2 separate regions of the Homo sapiens genome follow, and region 1 is linked to region 2. The links are chromatin loops, found by intact Hi-C in ENCODE. Cell type or tissue: gastrocnemius medialis. All regions are shown on one strand. Each heading gives the region's core, and the rest is flanking DNA. Links, peaks and the distances in the headings are about the cores only. Region 1 has its middle 400 kb from the start of TRD-AS1. Region 2 has its middle 340 kb from the start of OR4E1.

Region 1 (2,811 bases), core at 153-2,652, 74 kb after region 2:
AGCACTTTGTAAGGCCGAGGCGGGCGGATCACGAGGTCAGGAGATCGAGACCATCCTGGCTAACGCGGTGAAACCCCGTCTCTACTAAAAAATACAAAAAATTAGCCGGGCGTGGTGGCGGGCGCCTGTAGTCCCAGCTACTCGGGAGGCTGAGGCAGGAGAATGGCGTGAACCCAGGAGGCGGAGCTTGCAGTGAGCCGAGATCGCGCCACTGCACTCCAGCCTGGGCGACAGAGCGAGACTAGGTCTCGAAAAAAAAAAAATTGTTTTAGTTATTCATTAAGGTTTATTTTTTGCATTTCCATATAAATTTTAGAATTAGTTGGTCTATTTCTATAAAAAGGCCTGCTAAAATTTTGAGTGATATTGCATTGCACTTACAGAAAATTGGGGGTAGAACTGCCATCTGGAAGCTATTAAATCCTCTAATTCATGAACATGACATATCTGTCAATTTATTAAGGTTCTTTAATTTTTGTCAGCATTGTTTTTGGACTTTTCAGTGCAGAGGTCATGGACATCTTTAAGAAAACATAAAGGCCATTGACTTGAAGAAACTATTTGAAACATGTAAATTATTCCAAAGTCTTGTGTACAGCATATGTAAAAAGCTCTTACAACTCAATAAAAGAGAAGAAATAGCCCAATTTAAGAATTAACAAAATATTTTCGTAGAATCTTCACAATAAAAAAATAAAAATGACCAATAAACACAGGAAAAGATGCTCTACATCAGGAGTCAACAAAATATGGCCCATGAGCCAAATTCAGCCATCCACCTATTTTCATAAAGCTTTATTTAAACACAGAGATGCTTGGGTTTTTTTAGTGTGTTATCAATGGCTTCTTTCATGCTGCAACGGTAGAACTGAGTAGTTGCCATTGAGACTGAATCACCTGCAAGGCTTAAAATACTTACTATTCAACCCTTTATAGAAAAAGTCTACTGACTCTTATGTCGTTAATAATCAGGGAAGTGCAAGTTAATACTGTAATAAAATATATAGCCACTATATGGAGCATATATGCTATATAATATATATGCTATATATATGTTATATAATATATATGCTCTTTATATATGCTATATATATGCTCCTATATAGCCACTATGTTGGCTAAAAGTGAAAAAATGACTACTATACCAAGTGTTGACAAAGATGAAGTGTAATTAACTAAGTTAGATCTATTTAAGGACATATTCTCTTTAGTGCGAAGACTTCTCCCCGACCTGATGTTGCCATTATGTGAGGAAGGAGATCCCATGAAGTGACTCCATCTGACGGCCAGTTTCTGCCTCTGAAGGAACCCCAGAGCAGTTGCGGTGTCACTGTTTCAGTAGCCCTGTTCTCTCCTGGTACCTCCAGCATCCCAATCAATTCCTCCAGATCCGCCTGAGACATACCTGACCTCAGCAAGGACAAAAATCTCCTTTCATCTGAAGAAATCATTGGCTCAAGAGGAGGACTGAGCCACTTATTTCAGTGTTCTGATAGATGTAGGGGTTGCTGAACCGTTTTAAGAAGCTGTAGGAAATTGTTTGATGTAAACTCCCTATATGGCCACAAGGGGGCAATGCTTCTTCAAAGAAGATTAACATTTGTCCAAATACACATATTCAGCAATTAGCCAGAGATTATCCTTTTAAAATAGTAAATTATCTCCTACTCTGTTTCAATTCACGTGTCTCTTTCATTCAATGCATCTATGCATTTATCCATTCATCTACCTAACTAGTATCTGTATTTATTCTAGTCTAACAGAGTGGAAAACATCACTTTGGAAGTCAACACTTTTTTGAATTATACATGTTATCCTTCAAGCCCACATTAACTTCTGTAGTATAACTTTACAAGGTTTTCACCCACATACAGCCCAATATCCAGTCACACTAATCTGTGCCTAAAATTCCCTTATCCATTCTTTTTATGGGGAAATCTATCATGGTTTGTGGCCCAGTTCAAGCATCTCCCCATCCGTACTCTTCTTTGACTGGGTCCAGAAACAGATTTCATCACCCTTTCCTTCGTCACATCATCTAGACACACTGGTGTCTTTGGCAGGTTCCATTGGCTGATACCTGAGTCTTGGGACTAGGTTGACTGAAGACTTGGACTGTGTCTCTTTCGTGAATGAAATGAGGCCCAAGTACTGCCTAATTTAGTAGGCACTTTGTGGACAGTATATATGTATTGAATATATGCATATATAAATTAAAAGAAAAGAAAGCACATCAAAACTTAAACAACTTTTAAAAAGCACCTTAGGGTACTGGGGAAGAAAAGGTTTGGATTGTAGATTGAGGAACGTGGACCATTGTCTCCTATTGGACTGCGATGGTGTTTTCTTTGAGTGGATTTGAGATGACACCAAATATAAATACAAAAAAATCATTTTTGTGCTTCTGAAAAAAATGTGCTTCTCATGTTATTTTAACTTATATGACTTATAATACAGATCATCCCTATTTCAGGGGTGCTTTAGAATTTATCTTCAATTTCTCCCTTGTATCTTGCCTGTGTTAATATCAAAAGTTAAATTTATTCTTTATATTTTCATAGTTGATCGATTTTGAAGTGTGAATAAAATATCGAATGTTTATTCAAACTCAGGATAAGAGCCACCAAAAATGACTGCATTACGGATGGTTATAGATCTATATCTTCTGCAGAATTTTTCTATCCTCTCTTTCCATTTAAAGATCACAGCTCCTCCAGAACAGATAATTCCAGTATTTCCTATTTTCTTTTTCTAGGTACATTTAAAAAAATATTTAATTTACCTAATGTGTAATTTAGAAAAAAATATGGA
Region 2 (2,811 bases), core at 99-2,598:
TACACTCCCTGGGGTAGAAGTCAAAAGTTCTGTTTGGACACATAATGGTTTTGATGTATATGTATTTTATTTTTAAAATTTATGCAAATTTACCATTCATTTCACAGTATGAATTAATTTAAAAGTAAAAATTTAAATTATTAGTTACAAGACAAGCTAATCTGCAAGACAAACAAATCTGAATTACCATTTCATGAAACTATACCTGGTTTTCCCCCCATGATTTCATGTATCATGGGTGTGTCCCAGCTTGAGAACCTTAAGTATAGTTTATTCTTAATTCAGGAGACATTTGTAGCTATAGTAAGCATTGGAGAAACATTAGTTAATAAGACAGACATGGCTCCTGCCTTTATGGAGGTCATGTTCTAGGGGGCTATATCCACTATAGAATGGTAGGCAGAGGGAACTAAAGTTTTACACAAACAACCTATGTGACCTTAAGAAAGTTATAACTCCCCTGAACATGTTCTCTCATTTGTAAAATGTAGAGATTTAATTAGGCAGTTGCTATTGAATAATATTTTCCAAAATTTTACTAGCCTCACAAGAGCACATAGTCCACTGCCTTTTTGAGTTCCTAACACTTACTAGCTGCCCTTCTTTTTTGGGAAAGGACAATTAGTTGTTATAGACATATTCATACTGTTCCACATGTTGCATGATAATGTAACAGTAATAACAAGAAGCCAAAGGAAGCAGGCAGAGAGGAGAGTGGCTTGGGAGGTCATCTGCTTTCCATACACAGAAGCTACTGTTCTATGTAGCCGGGCAGCAGAGGAAGAGGGAGAGGAAGAAGGCGAGAGGGAGGGAGAGGAGAAAAGAAAGAAGGATGAGGAGGAGAAGGAGGAAGGGGACAGGAGGAAGGCAGAATGAGGGATAGAGAAGAGATGAAGGGAGGAAGAAAGAAGGAGGAAAGCACAGAACAGGTACTAATTCGAAAGTAAATATGTTTATTTGAATTCGAAGTTTTTGTTTCTTTCACAAGGCATTAGACACACTTTCTTTCCTCAGCATGAGAGAATGAGAAAAATTAGAAGATTCCTATTTGACAAGCATGAGGTCACACTGAACTTGGACTAGCTGGCTGAAACTCCAGAGGACACAGCTCCTCCAGTTAAGCTCTAAGGCAGGTTGAGAGACAGATTTTCTAGTAATTCTGGTTGTCCCTTGTAAAATTAATATAATTCATCTGTTCCTAAAGGAACTAAGAACATTGTAACTGGGAAAGGTTCCTTCAATATTAGAGTTCTCTCTAGAGCTAAGTAGCAAATGCAAATGCTCATAGGTGCCTAGAGTAGAATGAAATGAGTGTGGTTGTCCAAGTGTTTAAAAAGGTACAGGCCTGATAATGTGTCACTAGGCACTGGGCCTTGGCATCAGATGATAAACAAAAATGATGCAGTAAACCCTCCCATTCTTCTCCTAAGCAGAGTGGGTGTCCTGAAAGGTTATCCAGAGATTGAAGCTGCGTTGTTTGTTCCTGAGTCCTGTCAAAGTCAGGCTACAAGCTGTTAGATGTAGACAGGCCATTGCACAAGAGCTTTTATACAGGAAGCTTCTGGATGAGGGGCTGGGGAGATGAAGCCATCACAGTCTGCAAGGCAGCTGAGGCTTATTCCAGCCTCTGTGAATAAAGTCAATGATAATGACCATTAGGCTCCAGCCCCTGCTATTTCCTAATGATCCTTATCAGGGAACCTCTTCAGGTGTTCCCTGAAATTAGTCACCCTCATACCCCACATCTCAGAGCCTATGATCTTGCATACGATGGATGTCTTCACTGCAGAATTGTTCCAGTATCCCTGGGCTAAAGTTTGACTGAGTTCAAATAAAGCATATCACACACAGAGAGAGCTGGTTAAGCTAATGAGCTGTCCAGGGTTATGTAATCACTTGGCTTACATAACTTCTGGACATGATCCATTGTCATAAGCATTTTTTTTTAAAAGAATGAAAGCATATATTAGGCACATATTATGTGTGATACAAAGAATCTCTGAACCTTACTTCTTATCCCTCTTTATTACATGTAGTAGTTGCCTTCTCCATGACCCCTAGTACAACCTGCTTACCATCTACATCCTTTGTGTGTTTGCCCTCATTTCCATCTTCTACGACACAATAAGACACAAGTTCAACAGCTCAGTGCTGTTCCAACCCCAGATGGTAGCATTAGGAGCCTTTCCACCTGATTTCATAATTAAAGTTTCCTTTTCTTTGGAAAAGAGGAAATTTCCCCATCAGAATTGGACACCCTTGGGAGTGAACAGTAAATTGTCAAATATGTACTCTCCCAGAAGTAGAGTGGAATTCTTGATGTTTCCCACCATCGTTATTACACAACCTCCAGTCTCTTTCAGAATTTCCAAACAGAGGGAAAAACTAGGTGGACTTGAAATAGTAACTCAATCCAACAGATTTCCCACATTAGTGAAAAATAGCTTTGTTTTCTGTTCACTGTATTAAACAAAATACTGCCCTCTAGACCCAATCGCCAATTTATAGTAAGTACAAAGGACAGCAGAACATATTAAACCCATCACAAATATACAGTAAGCAAAATCTATAGTGTGAAAAACTCTGCAAGACAAACACCCTGGGTCTTTTTTTCTTCCCACAATAAACTACAAAGAATGAGTAAGGGGATCTATGGATTAGAAGAGCCTTTAAAAAACATATCGCCAGAACTTTGGCTTTCCCAGTGCCCCATGCTTGCACCATGTAGAAGTGCAAGCAGACGAAACCTCAGCATGCCAACTTGGAGGAGGACCAGGGTGAGCAGCAACTGAATCCAGAGTTCGCAGATGC

The links. Hi-C counts contacts between places; a loop is a spot of excess contacts. Peaks named below come from ENCODE experiments on the same cell type or tissue, not always from the same donor. Only the 100,000 strongest peaks of a DNase experiment are listed, where the experiment ranks them.
Region 1: it touches region 2 in a loop (4-fold over the local background); 4 of 110 quality-filtered maps call a loop at or near these places.

What each region holds. Positions count from the first base shown.
Region 1 is chr14:22,083,037-22,085,847 of GRCh38, forward strand. It overlaps TRA. Among named protein-coding and RNA genes, the nearest start is that of TRD-AS1, 400 kb to the right of the region's middle. In gastrocnemius medialis, for the core only: a CTCF peak has its summit at 1,564 (motif pointing right); a DNase peak (open chromatin) is centred at 2,063.
Region 2 is chr14:22,009,188-22,011,998 of GRCh38, forward strand. It overlaps TRA and the pseudogene LOC100419912. Among named protein-coding and RNA genes, the nearest start is that of OR4E1, 340 kb to the left of the region's middle. In gastrocnemius medialis, for the core only: no CTCF peak of the experiment used is centred there; a DNase peak (open chromatin) is centred at 1,562; H3K27ac peaks cover 863 bases.